Linked DNA regions of Homo sapiens: region 2 is linked to region 1. A link is an interaction called in ENCODE POLR2A ChIA-PET data of the cell type or tissue named here. Cell type or tissue: GM12878. All regions are shown on one strand. Each heading gives the region's core, and the rest is flanking DNA. Links, peaks and the distances in the headings are about the cores only. Region 1 overlaps KPNB1-DT (KPNB1 divergent transcript). Region 2 holds the start of TBX21 (T-box transcription factor 21).

What was found. Peaks named below come from ENCODE experiments on the same cell type or tissue, not always from the same donor. Only the 100,000 strongest peaks of a DNase experiment are listed, where the experiment ranks them.
Region 2: POLR2A ChIA-PET joins it to region 1 with 5 read pairs; 6 of 35 experiments call an interaction of 5 or more read pairs at or near these places.

Annotation. Positions count from the first base shown.
Region 1 is chr17:47,623,976-47,631,975 of GRCh38, reverse strand. KPNB1-DT (KPNB1 divergent transcript) reads left to right here. Exons shown (of 4, transcript NR_171700.1): 3 at 5,349-5,429. Among named protein-coding and RNA genes, the nearest start is that of KPNB1-DT, 21 kb to the left of the region's middle. In GM12878, for the core only: no CTCF peak of the experiment used is centred there; no DNase peak of the experiment used is centred there.
Region 2 is chr17:47,731,514-47,740,777 of GRCh38, reverse strand. It overlaps TBX21 (T-box transcription factor 21), which reads right to left and starts at 7,542. Exons shown (of 6, transcript NM_013351.2): 1 at 6,833-7,542. The coding sequence starts at 7,323. RefSeq lists an enhancer at 6,754-6,803, silencers at 6,984-7,153, 7,184-7,723 and a promoter at 7,535-9,264. In GM12878, for the core only: a CTCF peak has its summit at 7,642 (motif pointing left); DNase peaks (open chromatin) are centred at 5,097 and 7,588; H3K4me3 peaks cover 4,903 bases; H3K27ac peaks cover 3,877 bases.

The sequences.
Region 1 (8,000 bases), core at 1-8,000:
GGATTACAGGTATGAGTCACTGTGCTCGGCCGAGTATCCTCTTTTTTTTTTTTTTGAGACAGGGTCTTGCTCAGTCACCCAGGGAGGAGTGCAGTGGCTGGACCACATCTCATGTACCTGAACTTCCTGGGCTCATGCGATCCTCCCACCTCAGTCTCCCAAGTAGTTGGGACTATGGGCGCATGCCACCACGCCTAGCTAATTTTTTTTTTTAAGTAGATACTGGGTCTCACTATGTTACCTAGGTTGGTCTTGAACTCCTGAGCTTAAGCGATCCTCCCACCTCAGCCTCACAAAGCGCTGGGATCACAGGTATGAGCTACTGCACCCAGCCCATCTTGGATTTCTTTTGCTTTTTTTTTTGAGACAGAGTTTTGCTCTTGTTGTCCAGGCTGGAGTGCAATAGCACTGCCTCGGCTCACTGCAACCTCCATCTCCCAGGTACAAGGGATTCTCCTGCCTCAGCCTCCCGAGTAGCTGGGATTACAGGCGCCCGCCACCATGCCTGTCTAATTTTTTTGTATTTTTAGTAAAGACGGGGGTTCACCATGTTGGCCAGGCTGGTCTCGAACTCCTGACCTCAGGTGATCTGCCTGACTCGGCCTCCCAAAGTGCTGGGATTACAGGCGTGAGCCACCGCGCCCAGCCCTCTTTTGCTTTCTTAAATAGGTCTGCTTCCTTCTAACTACAGGCCCGTTGCACATGCTGTTTCTTCTGCTAATAACACTTTTTCTCTCCTCTTTGCCTGGCAACTACTCATCTTTCATGTTTCAGTTTAACATTTCTCCAGGGAGACTTTCCTGAACCTTCAGGCTACTTTGAACTGTCTGGTATAGCACACTAAACTTCCCACTCCAGAGTTGGCACACTTAAAATTACTCATTCGATATCTCTTGTCGCTGCTAGATTGTAAGCTCCATTAGGGCAGAGACCAAGTCTACCTTATTTGATACTGTAGCCTCAATATCTAGTATAATAGGCATTTCCTTCTGCAGTAAAAGCTTTTGCAACTATGTAGTGTCTGCCATCTGAATCCCATAGCCATTGAACAAATCCATCAGAACCTTGCCTTGAATACTGCACTCAGGTTTAATGCTGTGGGGCTTTTCTGATAAGGTTCTTGTGATAACCAAGGTCTTTTGATCAGTGGCCAAAATGCACACCCGTCCCATCAGATAGCAGCCTGTGAGGCTGGAGCACAGTGCTGCTGTATTATTTGATAATGACTAGAAAAGGCTGGTCCCCTTCTCACCAGCCTTCTGTGATGCTTATGTACCAATGAGAACGTTTGCCCAGCATCTTAGTGGGGATGGCTAAGTTTGGATCCTAGAGAACAGGAACATTTAAAGCTACCTAGATTATTCCTATCTCAGGTCTTTCCTGGGTTTAGTGCACACTTGGGGCATTTCTGGATGGATGGCACATTTGTTTTATTTGTTGGAAGCAGTGAGGTGTAGTCACCAAGTTAACAGGGGTAAGCCTAGGAGTCAGGGCAACACAGTTGCTCAGGCTGGCGTGGCAGGTGTCAGCAGGTAAGCAAGCCCCAGTGGGAGGAACGCATGGCCTCATTCAACAGTGTCAGCAAGCTGAAGTCCCTGCACATTGGGAACCTATGAGAAGAATACCCTCACCCCCCTTTTTTTCAAACCAGTCACATCTCTCTTCACCAAAATCTTTGTGAAATTCATCATCATATAACTTCCTGAATCTAGTTAATGGTGATATTAACCAAAATTTGTAGCTCAACACCCAGGCAACAGTGTATAGGATTGCAAGTGTTAGTTCCAAATATAGTGCAGTTCACATCTCCAGTGAGGGAAGTACATTGAGTGAATTCATTACATGAGCCACTTAAACTAATTGAACCAGGAACTTAAAGTCACGTTCTTCAAATGTGTGCAGTCCACAAAACTGGCATTTAACATCAGGAAGTCAGGCTGGAAAACATTCATGAACCAGTGACTCTAAACAAGGAAGAAACACTTCTCAAGGTATGCATTTGCCAGCTGTTACTTTGTTCACAAGTAGTCTTTGGTGATTAGCTTCGTGACTTAGGACACGGGTGGCAGCTCTGAGCATGGCACATTTAGTTTCATACAGCAAAGACTGAAAACACGTGGCACTGGTTACGTGGTCAGACAAGTGAAGGAGGCACAGCCTATCTTCATTACTAAAAATATTCAAAATGCATAGAGTATAAAAACGTAGAGGAGTTTGTAAGAAGAGAGTCACTTTTTTTTCCTTCAATTTTTGGAAAATGAATACGACATGTATTACATTCATGAAAAATAAAATTTTAAATGAATAGGGGTTAGTGATAAAATGTTCTTAGGTGATCAGCAATTTGTTACAAGATTAGTAAAAATGTAACTTTGTTTTTTGGAGACAGGGTCTCATTTTGTTGCCCAGGCTCTATAGTGCAGTGGCACGAACATGGCTCACTGCCGCCTCCACCTCCTGGACTCAAGTGATCTCCCAACCTCAGTCTTCTAAGCAGTTGGGGCTACAGGTGTGTGCTACCACACTCAGTTAATTTTTTCAATCTTTTGTAGAGACAGAGTCTCACCATGTTGCCCAAGCTATTACTTTCAGTGATACACAAAAAAATACACTTGGATATATGAGGTGTAGCTCAGGGTGGTCCAATAGAACTTTCCTGAGTGATGAATATGATTTATATCTGTGCTGTTCAATACAGTAGCCACTAGCCTTATGTGGCTGCTGCGCAGTTGATTTGTGGCTAGTGCAACCAGGCAACTTTTTTCTTGAGACAGAGTCTTGCCCTGTTACCCAGGCTGGAGTGCAGTGGCATGGAGTGCAATCTCCGCCTCCTGGGCTCAAGCAATTCATCTGCCTCAGCCTCCTTAGTAGTTGGGATTACAGGCATGCGCCTGGTTAATTTTTGTATTTTTAGTAGAGACGGGGTTTCACCATGTTGTCCAGGCTGGTCTTGAACTCAAGTGATCCACCTGCCTTGGCCTCCCAAAGTGCTGGGATTACAGGCATGAGCCAGCCCCAAGCAACTTTTTATTTAATTCTAATTAATTTAAATAGCTGTGAATGGCTAGTAGCTACTGTATTGGTCACATAGGTCTTCCATTTGCTGAGAGTAAGAAATTAAGAGAAGGCCAGGTTTGGTAGCCAAGAGATCTAAGTCATGTACTATTTCGTTGTTTATCCAATAGTCTGTCTACTCTGTTACTGTTATAAGAATGAACTAAGAGGCCAGGCGCAGTGGCTCACGCCTGTAATCCCAGCACTTTGGGAGGCCCAGGTGGGCGGTCAGGAGTTCAAGACCAGCCTGGCCAGCATGGCGAAACCTCATGTCTACTAAAAATACAAAAATTAGCCAGACAGGTGGTGCATGCCTGTAAGCCCAGCTACTTGGGTGGCTGAAGGTGGGAGAATCGCTTGACCCTGGGAGGCGGAGGTTGCAGTGAGCCAAGATCACGCCATTGCACTCCAGCCTGGGCAACAGAGCAAGACTCCATCTCAAAAAAAAAAAAAATGAACTAAGGCGGGGCAAGATGGCTCATGCCTGTAATCCCAGTAACTTGGGATCACGTGAGCCTAGGAGTTCGAGACAAGCCTGGGCAACATGGTGAAACCCCACCTCCACAAAATTAACAAATTAAATTAGTGGGTGTGGTGGCACACACCTCTAGTCCCAGCTACTCAGGAGGCTGAGGTGGGAGGATCCCTTAAGCCCAGAAGTTCAAGGCTGCAGTGAGCCAGGATCGCACCACTGCGCAGTGAGCCAGGATCGCACCACTGCACTCCAGCCTGGGTGACAAAGAGATCATCTCAAGACAAAAAAGAAGAAAACAAAGAACTTCTTTACACTTGTAGAGGGCACAGTATTAACTTCATCCTATCACATCCCTTTACATTCTGACTTACAAGTGCTCTGCTGATAGAAGAGGAAATTGACCTGTTAGAAAAGCAACAGCAATCTCATCCATTCTCATTCATCTCAAATATTTTAAGTGCTTTGTACATTTTCTTGTAAGTTGTTTCCTTCCATCTCCCTTCTATTATTTTGTATGGTGTTCTTGAGACTTCTCCCACTAACCTAATAGCCACTCCACATACTGATTTTTTCTTCTCCTTATTTTTATTACTATTATTTTTGTTTGTTTGAGACAGGGTTTTGCTCTCACCCAGGATGGAGTGCAGTGGTGCCATCCTGACTCACTGTAGCCTCAACTTCCTGGGCTCCAGCGATCCTCTTCCCACCTCAGCCTCCTGAGTAGCTGGGACCACAGGCATATACCACTATGCCTGGCTAATTTTTTTGTATTTTGTATAACGAGACGGGGTTTCGTTATGTTGCCCAGGCTGGTCTTGAACTCCTGAGCTCAAGCAATCCACCCACCTCGGCTTTCCAAAGTGCTGGGATTACAGGCATGAGCCACCCCCCCGGCCCTATTATTGAGACAGGGTCTCACTGTCACCCAGCCTGGAGTGCAGTGGTGTGACCATAGGTCAGTGCAGCCTAAGCCTCCTGAGTAGCTGGGACTACAGGCACATGCCAACATGCCCAGCTAATTTTTTTTCTTTTAGTAGAGATGGAGTTTTACCATGTGGCCAAGGCTGGTCTCAATCTCCTGAGCTCAAGTGATCCTCCCACCTTGGCCTCCCAAAGTGCCGGGATTACAGGTGTGAGCTACCATGCCTGCACCTCCTTAACTATTTTTTATTTTTTTGAGATAGGGTCTTGCCTTGTCACCCAGGCTGGAGTGCAGTGGCATGATCTCGGCTCACTGCAACCTCCTGCTGGGCTCAAGCGATTCTCCTGCCTCAGCCTCCCAGGTAGCTGGGACTACGGGAGCATACCACCACACCCAGCTAATGTTTGTATTTTTTGTAGAGATGGGGTTTCACTATGTTGTCCAGGCTGGTCTCAAACTCCTGGGCTCAAGTGATCCGCCTGCCTCAGCCTCCCAAAGTGCTGGGATTACAGGCGTGAGCCACGGTGCCTGGCCCCCTGCTTAACTTTAAAAGTACAGGCTAATAAACATTAAGGAAGAGAATGTCCAGATGAGTACAAATAATGCAAGGTAATCAGTGCCCTATTAAGAGTTGCCCAGAATTGCAGTGTAACGTAATACACCTGTAAAATTTGTCAAATTGGTGATGAAGGTTAAAGGTGGTTAGAGTAGGGGTAGGGGATGTCTCAGAGGACCATATTGGTACTGTCAGCCAAACCACGGCAAGGATTATTTTTTTCTTCCTGGTAGTCATCTTAATTGATGTATAGTATATCTGCTGTTAGCTGCTACAACCTCCCTGAGAAAGCACAGATCATGACAGTAAACTATGTTCATTCTCTGCCAATTCCTCCCCAGTGTTGGAAACAGAAGCCCAGTAGTGAAAGCTACAGCTGCCATATACTTGCAGTGGAATCACAGGAGCAATCACAGGTCTTTGTAAGTGGCAGTAACAACTCACTTGACTTTCCTTCACCTGACACTGTCACCTATCACAACACTGGCCATCAAACTGGTAGAACAACCAGTCCTCTGATTTGGTTTCCTAGGGAAGGCAGTTGTTCGGCTCAATGTTTTGTTAACATCAAGGCTCTTATTCTTGCATTTGAAACCAAACACCTCAATCATTTTGCTTGCACCAGGGTTGGTACAAGAAGGCACGGTCCTTCTTGGGTGGGTATTTTGCATTGTCACAAATACTCTTATTTAGAGAAAACCAACTCTGAAACCCTAAAACTAGTATCTAGTAAAGGAAGAGATTCAGTTCTATCAAGCAATATATTTTTCAGTCAAGAGTGACGCTGTAAGTATAGATTCAGCAGTATAAACATATTACCAAAAGCTTGGATTTTTATTTATGCATTTTATTTTTGAGATGGAGTTTCGCTCTTGTTGCCCAGGCTGGAGTGCAATGGCGCGATCTCGGCTCACTGTGACCTGCGCCTCCCGGGTTCAAGCAATTCTCCTGCCTCAGCCTCCCAAGTAGCTGGGATTACAGGCATGCGCCACCACACCCGGCTAATTTTTTTTTTTTTTTTTTTTTTTTTAGTAGAGACAGGGTTTCTCCATGTTGGTCAGGCTAGTCTCAAACTCCCGACCTCAGGTGAACTGCCCGCCTGGGCCTCCCAAGTGCTGGGAATACTGGCGTGAGCCACCGCGCCTGGCCTGTTTATTTTAAAATTAATTGTTTTTTTTTGAGAGGGAATCTTGCTCTGTTACCCAGGCTGGAGTGCAGTGGTGCAATCTCAGCTCACTGCAACCTCTGCCTCCTGGGTTCAAGTAGATTCTCTCACCTCAGACTCCCGAGTAGCTGGGATTATAGGCATGCACCACCACACCGACTAATTTTTGTATTTTTAGCAGAGACGGGGTTTCGCCATGTTGGCCAGGCTGGTCTTGATCTCCTGACCTCAGGTAATCCACCTGCCTTGGTAAGTGTTGGGATTACAAGCATGAGCCACTGTGCCCGGCCCACTTGCTTTTATTTAATAACTTGCTAAAAAATAAAAACAAAAAACATTAGCACTTACATGTGGCTCCATGATGTCTTTCTGGTAATTCTGGAAACTTTTTGGGTTATAGAATTTGAAGAATCTATTTAGAGCTATAGAACTCCTCTTAATCCTCCCCAAGTTGTACTCAACAGATTTATTCCTTGCTCCCTAAAACCTATCCTTAGAAATTGCAAGTTGAGAATTCACCCCACCACTGCCCACTGTTCCAAAAAGCTTTACTGAATCTCATTAATGAAAAATAATGTAAAACTCTCCATAGGAGGCATTAACATACTTGTTTCTTCCAAACCTTCTGATTTCCACTAAAATTTGTAACCAAAATATATTAGGAAAAAGTAATTAAGCTTTAATGCTATTGCCTGGCCCAGTCTAACTATGATCTTTTAATTGTGGAGACATGGCAGTTCCCTGAAAGACCACAGCCTTTGGAGACTAGCAAACCTGGCTTGATCACTGGTTGATAGTTATTTTGCTGTATTAATTTGCCTTACTTTTCTGAGTCTGCATTCTCATCTGTAAAATGGGTGTATGACTTATGATAGGGAGCTATTTGAAAAACAAAACATCTGACACAGAAAAGGCTGAATTAAAACCTTTAGAGACCCAAAGCAGCAGGGCTATTGTGCCCAAATCACTCAAGGTATTGGTAGGAAAGAACACAAACTGAGGAAGGTTTAATAAAGGACTATTTACAGAGACATGGACAGAGTGCAGGAAAATCAATGAAGAATAATGGCGTAATCCAGGGCTGGTAACTAAGTCCTTTTTTTTTTTTTTTTTTTTTTTTTTGAGACAGTCTCGCTCTGTTGCCCAGGCTGGAGTGCAGTGGCACGATCTCAGCTCACTGCAGCCTCTGCCTCCCAGGCTCAAGCAATTCTTGTGCCTCAGCCTCTCAAGTAGCTGGTATTACAGACATGCATCACCATGCTTGGCCAATTTTTGTATTTTTAGTAGAAACAGGGGTTTCATCATGTTGACCAGGCTGGTCTGAAACTCCTGACCTCAGGTGATCTGTCTACCTCAGCCTCCCAAAGTGCTGGGATTACAGGTGTGAGTGACCGCACCCAGCTTGAGTCTTCTTTTTTTTTTTTGGAGACGGAGTTTCACTCTTGTTGCCCAGGCTGGAGTGCAGTGGCACGGTCTTGGCTCACTGCAACCTCTGCCTCCTGGGTTCTGGCAATTCTCCTGCCTCAGCCTCCCGAGTAGCTGGGATTACAGGCATGCGCCACCATGCCCAGCTAATTTTTGTATTTTTAGTAGAGACGGGGTTTCACCATGTTGGCCAGGCTGGTCTTGAATTCTTGACCTCAGGTGATCTACCCGTCTCGGCCTCCCAAAGTGCTGGGATTACAAGCGTGAGCCACCGCACCCAGCTCTCGAGTTCTCCTTTCTTTCTATTCCTAGATGTGAAGGAGCAAAGAGAAGGAGCCAGAAGCTAGAGGGGGCTGCTTGGTAAGAGCTGTGGTCTTTGCTAAAGGGACACAGACAACCCATG
Region 2 (9,264 bases), core at 695-8,694, 110 kb before region 1:
TATGACCCTGGATAAGTTAATTCTCAAGCCAAATCTCAGTTTCTTTTTGAAATGGAGTTTCGCTCTGTCATGCAGGCTGGAGTGCAGTGGCGTGATCTCAGCTCACTCTAACCTCCACCTTCCAGGTTCAAGTGATTCTCCTGCCTCAGCCTCCCAAGAGCTGGGACTACAGGCATGTGCCACCATACCCGGCTAATTTTTGTATTTTTAGTAGAGATGGAGTTTCACGTTGGCCAAGCTGGTCTCGAACTCCTGACCTCAAGTGGTCTACCCGCCTCAGGTTTCCAAAGTGCTGGGATTATAGACATGGGCCACTGCACCCAGCCCAAATCTCAGTTTCTTCACATGTAAATGGAGAGTCTAACTCCTGTCCATCTTTCCTCTGAAAGCTGTTAAAAAGTTCGAAAGATGGCCCAGCACAGTGGCTCACACTCGTAATCCCAGCACTTTGTGAGGCCGAGGAGGGTGGATTTCCTGAGCTCAGGAGTTCGAGACCAGCCTGGCCAACATAGTGAAACCCCATATTTACTAAAAATACAGAAAATTAGCCTGGTGTGGTGGCATGCACCTGTAGTCCCAGCTACTTTGGAGGCTGAGGCAAGGAGAATCGCTTGAACCTGGGAGGCGAAGGTTGCGGTGACCCGAGATGGCGCCACTGCACTCCAGCCTGGGCAACAGTGTGAGACTCCATCTCAAAGAAAAAATAAAAAATAAAATGTTATTTCCAATTTTATATTTGAAGAAACTGACGCTCCGAGAGGTTTGGTGACGGTCCTCGGTGGGAGAGCAGAGGTGAGGTCTTCTGACTGCAGAGTGCATGCTGTGCTCTGTGGTCCCCATTTCTTCATATTCATTTTTTTCTTTCTTTTTTTTTAGACAGAGTCTCGCTCTGTCCCCCAGGCTGGAGTGCAGTGGTGTGATCTCGGCTCACTGCAACCTCTGCCTCCCAGGTTCAAGAGATTCTCCTTGACTACAGGCACCCAACACTGCGCCTGGCTAATTTTTTTTTTTTTTTTGAGACGGAGTCTCGCTCTGTTGCCCAGGCTGTAGTGCAGTGGTGTGATCTTGGCTCACTGCAAGCTCCGCCTCCAAGGTTCACGCCATTATTCTCCTGCCTCAGCCTCCCGAGTAGCTGGGACTACAGGCGCCCGCCACCACACCTGGCTAATTTTTGTACTTTTAGTAGAGACGGGGTTTCACCATGTTAATCAAGCTGGTCTCGAACTCCTGACCTCAGGTGATCCACTGGCCTCGACCTCCCAAAGTGCTGGGATTACAGGGGTGAGCCACCGCGCCAGGCCATACTGATTTTTTTTTAAGAGATGGAGTCTGCTATGCTGCACAGGCTCTGCTCAAATGCCTGGGCACAGGCAATCCTCCTGCCTTGGCCTCCCGAGTCACCCGAGCGGGGTTATAGGTGCTCACCACCATGCCCAGCTCATCCTGTTTTTATCACTAGTAGAGGGAAATGGAGACACAGGAAGAGGCTGGGGAAAAGGGAGAAGAGAAAGGAGATCTCGGTTTCTCCCTAAAAGTCTAGAATCACCACCAGCTGGAATCCCAAAATAGCCCCTGATTTACATGACACTTTGCTGGGAAGGAACCGAGAGTGGTGATGGGTCTGGTGTCAAATTGAGCGTCCCTAAAGGCCACTTACCATCCCACCCTCATAAGACAGGGTCCAAGACCCCAAATTCCTCTGCTGGCCCTAAGAACTAAGTAGCCTTGGGATGGTTCACAGGGTCGTCATACCTCTCCCAGATTCGGAGCTCCTGGCACAGGCTCTGCTTCACTGTAATTAAGTGCAAATTAAAATAGCAAGGAGATAGATAGTTCTTCTCAGTCATATTGGTCAATGTTTAAAAATTGATAATATTGGCCCGGCGTGGTGGCTCACGCCTGTAATCCCAGCACTTTGGGAGGCCGAGGCAGGTGGATCACCTGAGGTCAGGAGTTTGAGACCAGCCTGGGTAACATGGTGAAACCCCATCTCTATTAAAAATACAAAAATTAGCCAGGCGTGGTGGTGCATGCCGGTAATCCCAGCTACTTGGGAGGCTGAGGTGGGAGAATCGCTTGAACCTGGGAGGCGGAGGTTGCGGTGAGCAGAGATCATGCCACTGCACTTCAGCCTGGGCAACAGAACGAGACTTTGTCTCAAAAAAAAAAAAAATGTGATAATATCTACTGCTGATGAGGCTGTGAGAAAATGGGTCCTCTCATAGACTATTGGTGTGGGCGTAAATTGGTAGCACCTTTTGGGAGGGTATTCTGGCAATGTGTCGTACCTACCAAAGTACAAAATGTGCTTGGGCATCAAGGGAACTCCTCGTCTTACCAACCTCAGATCCACTTAATAGACTCAGACAGCCACTGGCAAACAGCCAGACAAAAAGCAAAGCTGCAGCCTGGGCAACATAGTGAGACCCCATCTCTACAAAAAATAGAAACAATTAGCCGGACATGGTGATGTGCGCCTATAGTCCCAGTTTCTCAGGAGGCTGGGATGGGAGGATTGCTTGAGCCCAGCAGGTTGAGGCTGCAGTGAGCCATAATCGCACCACTGCACTCCAGCGTGGGTGACAGAGCAAGACCATGTCTCATTTAAAAAAAATTTTTAATTAAAGTTGTTTTCACTTGCCCCAAGACAAATGAAACCAGTTAAGCATGCTTAAGCCTAAAAAAAATGTTTTTAGCTGGGCACAATGGCTCATGCCTGTAATCCCAGCACTTTGGGAGGCTGAGGCGGGAGATTGCTTGAGATCAGGGATTTGAGACCGCCTGGGCAACACAGTAATATTCTGTCTCCATAAAAAATAAATTAAAAAAAATTTTTTAAGATCTGAAAAGTTGGGCCAGGTGCGGTGGCTCACACCTGTAATCCCAGCACTTTGAGAGGCCGAGGCGGGGGATCACTTGAAGTCAGGTGTTTGGGACCAGCCTGGCCAACATGGCGAAACCCCGTCTCTACTAAAAATACATAAATTAGCTGGGCTTGGTGGCTTCTGCCTGTAATCCCAGCTACTTGGGAGGCTGAGGCAGGAGAATCACTTGAACCTGGGAGGTGCAGGTTGCAGTGAGCCAAGATTGAGCCACTGCACTCCAGCCTGGGGGACAGAGTGAGACTCCATCTCAAAAAAAAAAAAAGATGTAGAAAGTTATCGACTAAAGTTATCTATGTGGGAGGTTCAAGTCCACTTCCTGGCCCATGAAAAATATTACAAATAAAAAAATTAAAGTTCTTGGAGTTGGGAAAGTGGAGACAAAAAAAAATTGTAATGACTGTGAGGATAGCAAGGATAGTGTGGGACTGAAATTGTTGTTTTACCAACCTCTGTCTTCACATGCACAAATCCAAATGCAGATTGAGCTTAACACAACACAGCTACCCAAAGTTATCTTAATTATAATAATCAACCAATCACACCCAGAAAGTGGGGATTGCCAGCAATTAATACACACCCACACACCCACAGAGACACAGGCCTCTCTCTTCCTCTACTGAGAATGTCTACCATCAACTATTATATACTCGCCAACACATTCGCAACACACACACACTGCCACACAGAAACCCTCGCACAAGCCTGTGTGGGGCATTATCAGGCTGCCCCAAATCTCCAGACACAAACGTAGACACCAAAGTCTCCTACTGGGATAATCCACCGTTTTGTTCTCAGTTCCCCTCTCTCAGCCCCATCTGAGCTGCCTTGATCAATCTCCAGACCCAGGAATCACCCCCTGTGCCCTGCCCCATTTCTGCCCGTTGGGAAGAGCATGCCACTGGCGCTGGTCAATACCGAGGGATAGATCCAGGGTGGGTGGGAGAGGAAGAATCCGGGACGGCGTGAGTCAGCTCAAGGCAAAAAGCCGTGGGGCTGTAGGCTGTAGGTGGGCCTGAGGTGGGAGAACCTTTCAAAAAGGAAGAAGGTCATGGGTGATGTGGTGTGACTGGTGGGTCACTGGAACCCACGGAGGGATAGGCCAGCCCACAAAAGCAGGAAGACGGAAAGGAAGCTGTGCTATAAGCCCAAAAGCCTGTTTTGAGAGGAAATGGCCACTGATTTCCCAGATCTCAGGAGCCCAAGCTGAGAAGGTATGGAGGTAACCTGGGGCTAGTGGGACTGAATTGGGGTTGTGTGTCCTCTGTCCCCTCCATGGCAGCGTGGGGTCTATGAAGCCTGATCCAAGAAAAAGCACCAAAAGAAACAGTGAAGAGCCACTGCCTCCTTCAACAGGGACCCCGCGTATGGAGCCCCTCAGAATGGAGCAAAAAGTGTGAGGATTGGAAAACACACACACACACACATTTATGAAGCAATCAGAGAAGCTTGGTGATATTTAGGAAATTCTTTTCAGGTTTGCTAATGGTAATGCATTCATTTTAAAAAGTCATTTTTAGAGGTGCAGAGATAAAATAATATCTAGAATGTACTTAGTAATTACTATATTACTAATATAGTTGCAGACAGAAGAAGCGAAGTGAGGATGCAGAAACAAGATTGGACCCATATTGACAACTGTGGAAGCTGGGGATGGAAGTCTGTTACATTCTTCTGTCCATGTTTGTATGTAGTGGAATTTTTCATAATAAAAAAATGTAAGTGTATGTATCTAAAAGGGGGACAAAAAAACTTGTCAAGTGAGAATTACTCAGCAGGAACACCAAGGAAAGGAGGCCATGGGAGTAGAGATGGTGATACACACTTCGAGAATCATCCCCTCAAGTGCCTCCCTGAAGTGCTCTACAGCCTCCCTGAAGCTGGCTCTACAGGCAGAGAGGCAGCCCCCTAGCACTGGCCAACTCCCTAGAGTGCTGGCTGATGCTCCATCCACCCCATCCCTCAAGACTGGCAGGAGGAGGCAGAGGCCTGGCAGAGGCTGTGGGGAGACCCCAGCAAGGGCCCAGGGTGGGAAGTCCTCCTGACCACACAACAGAGTGGAAGGTTAAGAGGCCCCACTTCTGGTCTGCTGTGTGATGGAGTGCAAGCCCCTAGCTGACCCTGCAACTCAGTGACCTCAACTGTAAAATGGGGAGACTGCTTGGCCTACCTAACGCACAGTGAAATAATGGAAGTGAAAGCACTCTGAATGCATCAGGGCCTTCAGAGAGCGTGGGTGGCTGTTTTTACTGGTGGCCGTAGGGGGCCAGAGAAAGAAACCCAAGCAAATACTATCTGGGCTGTAGTGCCAGCTCTGCCTGCAATGAGTGTGTTGTGTGACCTTGGAAGAGTCTCTTGCTATCTCTGGGCCTGTTTCCCTGTCTGTGCAGTGAGAGGGACAGGATCTTCTGGGTCCCTTCCAATTCAGACACATTGGGACCAGAAGCTTGGGCTGTGTCTGGGTACACCCAAAGGGTGACTAGGGTTGGGGGGAGCAGAGAGAAATTATCAGAAGGCTTAAGAGATGAAGGCTGAGCCATCAAAGAACACGCCAACTTTCCTGGGTTCATCCCAGGGAAAGTGGAACAGCTCAGTAACTTGAAGCCAGTTGTGGCTGGCAACAGGTTCCCCAGTCCCAGGCTACCCCACAAAAATCATCTGGAGGGAAGAATGTTCCAGCAATGCCCAGATCGAATACCAACCTCTGGGGTCCAACATGGCCTTCTCCCTCTCCCCTCCACCCCAAGCCCCACGTTTGGTATCCACACCTCTCGGACCTGGGACCCAGCATCCCAGGTCCACCAATGACAACAGCCCTTCCACACTGGTCCTCGCTGGTCCCCTGCTCACATGGGCCGCACTGGGAAGGGTGGGTGCGCACAGCCCACATCAGACACAGTCCACTCCGGGGGTTGCTTACTAAACAAATACCACACAAGTCACAGGTTTCTGTTTCTTTCCTTGCGCAGGAGGCTCTATCCGGAAGCAGCACCCTCAGCCCCAAACTCTCCCCATCACGCACGGGGCTCAGGAACCCTGAGCCATGAAGCCATGGGACACCCCTTCCCCACTTCTCCAGGCTGAACCGGTGAATTTCTGGACAGGAGTGTGGGGAAGGTTTTCACTGGACCAGCCTCAAAGGGTGCAGTGTGGGGCTGGCTACCAGGCTGGACCCCTGGGTGAGCTTCATCTGCCCAGCCCGTGGGCATTTGTGCCTGGAAGGGATCTGTGCCCCCTACAAGCTTTACTGCACTAGCCCCCATACACACACACCCACACACACATACACACACACACACACACACACACACACACACACACACACACACACACACACACACCAGACATATGATCTCAAAGTAAGACCGGAAAGGAAACTTGGCGACTGCTTCTCCATGTCACCAAATCCCAATCTCCCCCCGTACACACACACCACCACCACCGCTACCACCACCACTACCACCACTAAAGCTGACCTGAGCACACCAGCAGCAAAGGAGCCGGGGGAGGTGGGCGCAGGGGGCCCGGAGATAAGGGGCTCCCTTCCCCTCCAGTTTCCCACACAGGAGGCCCAGGCGTCCTGTCCGCCCAGAGCACAGGCTTTCACTGCCCGCTGCGACTCCTCTACAGTAGAGAGTGGGGCAGGGGCGCACACCAATTCTAGGTGAAGCCACAGTCACCCTTCCCCTAAATCAAGGTGACTTCTCACTGTCCCGCACTCACCCGTCTCCCTTGTGAGTCCTCTGGCTGTTGGTGCAACAGCCTGGGCACAGACGCCCCTCCGGAGCTTTCCCTGTCCTCCTAACAACCCCATTCCCCTGTCTCCCTACGCTGAAGCCAAAGCAGTGAGGGACACGGAGTCAGAAGCATTGTCGAGCCAGAAAAACAGACGAGACGTTCTTGTTCCGGCGCGGGCACAGAGGCCCCAAGGGCCGGCGCGCCGCACTCACCGTCCCTGCTTGGTGATGATCATCTCTGTCTGGTGCTGATTAAACTTGGACCACAACAGGTGGTTGTTGAGCGCGACCCTCAGTTTCCCCGACACCTCCAGTCCCGCGGGTAGCGCGTAGTCCTCACGCGGCCCCGGGTAGAGCCCGGCGCGCGGGTCCGGGGCGGCGTAGCCCTCGCCCGGCTGGTAGCCCTCGGCGTCCGCGGGCGGCGGGAAGGACTCGCCCGCGCCGGGGAAGCCGGCCGCCTGGGGTCGCGGCGGGTAGGCGTAGGCTCCAAGGAAGCGGCTCGGCGGGGCGGGCACCAAGGCGCCCCCCGGGTAGGGAGACCCCAGGCTGCCGCCCCCGCGACGCTCGTCCGCGTCCTGCGCGCCCGGCTCCGGGTAGAAGTAGCGGTGCTGCGGGTCGGCGCCAGGCGCCCGGCCCTCGTCGCTCCCCGGCATCGGCTCGGTGCCCGTCAGCATGTCTCCGCAACCCGGCTCCACGATGCCCATCCGGGGCGGGCTGGCACCTTCCCGTAGCCGTCGAGGACCCGCCCCTCCGCGCGCGAGAGGGTCGCGTGGGCTGGGATGGGCAGGGAGCAGGGGGCGGGGGACCCGAGGGCCGGGTGGGGGACCCCACCGGAGCCCGGGCTCTGACGCCTGGCTTCTACGCCCTCGTCCGGCAGGCGCGCGGCAGCTCTCGGGCTTCCTCTCCAGCGGGCCGCTGTCACTAGAGTCGCAGCGCTTTGCTGTGGCTTTATGAAGCTCTCCGGCTCCCCCCCACTCCGCCACCTCGGCCCTGCTCCGCCTCGCCCCACCCCGCCCTCTCGTGGCTAATACTAGGCAAATTCTACGCTCTTGGCGAGTACTGCAGGGCCCCCCATGGTGGAGAGAAGCGAGAGCCTGCGCGCACCCTGTAGTTCGAAGATCTTGCTTTCTGGGAGTGTCAGCTCCGCTGCCTGACACACCAGCCCGTGGCTCTCTTCTGGACCCTCGGGGAAATTCAGCCCAGCTTTGAAGTCTCAGCTCAAAGGCCCTCTCCTACAGGAAGCCTTCCGAGATGGCCCAAGTGGGACTCGCTGGGCATTCTCCTGGCACTCAGAGGCTCGGAGCACGGGCACACTAGAAGCAACTTTGACCATGAACATTCAATCGATCTTTATTGATACCTACTGTGTGCCCAGACTCTGTGCTAAGTGACCTTTCGGGTTGCCCTCTTTCTCCCCACCAGAGGTCCACATGTGCTGAGTTGGCTGCATCTTGTAGCTCTAGCCCTGGGGGCAGACCTGGAACCTGATGGACAACAGGAAATGTTCCTTAAAGCGCACTGCATCAGCAGCAGCCAGGGGTTTGCAGGGCCCTGAGCTGGGCCTGGCAGGGCCCACAAAAGCTCCCCTACCCTGCATGGCAGTCATGGGCACTGGAAGTAGCATTGGGCTGCCAGTGCTGAGAGTCCCAGGTCTGGCTCTGCCTGCCAGGTATATGTGACCCAGGCAAGTCATTTTCCTTGCCTGAAAGTCAACCTCACGTGCCTCATCCATAGACTGGGGGAAATAAACAGATCTACTTTTCAGGGGGGCTGCAAGCCTTACATGAGAGGGTGTACGTGTGCAGCACTTTCCAATCTATTATTATACCTGGATGGAAAAGCTGCTTTGAACAGATTCAGAGCCGGCTGACAGGAAGGAAACCCACCACATGCTCTGAAGGGCTGCCTCGGAGATAGGACGATGGAGGCTTTTCTTTCTCCATTTTCCTTTTATGTTAACTAATGTATTAGACTCCTTTTATGATGAAAACTATCCGTTTCCCCCCCCCCAATTGAAAATAGCATCATTGGGAGTTTTCCTGTGTATAAAGATGAAACATACTTATATAGGAAATTTAAGCAGCACAGAAAAGTAAAAACAAGACTGTATAAATCACCCCAAATTCCACCCCCTAAAGCCAAACAGGATTAACATTTCAGTGAACACCCTCTGAGACCTCACTCCTTATATACTCTCTGTCTCTGTCTTTTGCACACATGCACAAATATATAATTTATATAAACACTACACATGCTGCTTTATAATGTGTACTTTTTTTTCACTCCACAAGGTGTCATGGAATATTTTGCATATCAGTATATAGATAAAGATTTACATTTTTAAGAGTACTTTGAAAAATACTTTAATATTTTTGTCATGTTAAAGTTTAACTTCTCCTCTCTCTACCTTCACCCCAGTCCTCCCCAGTTCTCCCCTGGGAACTGGCCCCAGCTCTACATTTCTGTCCCAGCCTGACAGGGCTTCACCCTTAGGGGCCTATGGGGACTCTCTGCTCCCAAATAGAGCTGAACCAAGAGGCAAGTTGGCAGGCAAAGGCAAAGCTGGGGACTCCAGGAGGTGGGCATGACCCAGGGAGGCTTGGGGGAGAGAGAATCAGCACATCTTTTGAGGTTGGAGACCGGAT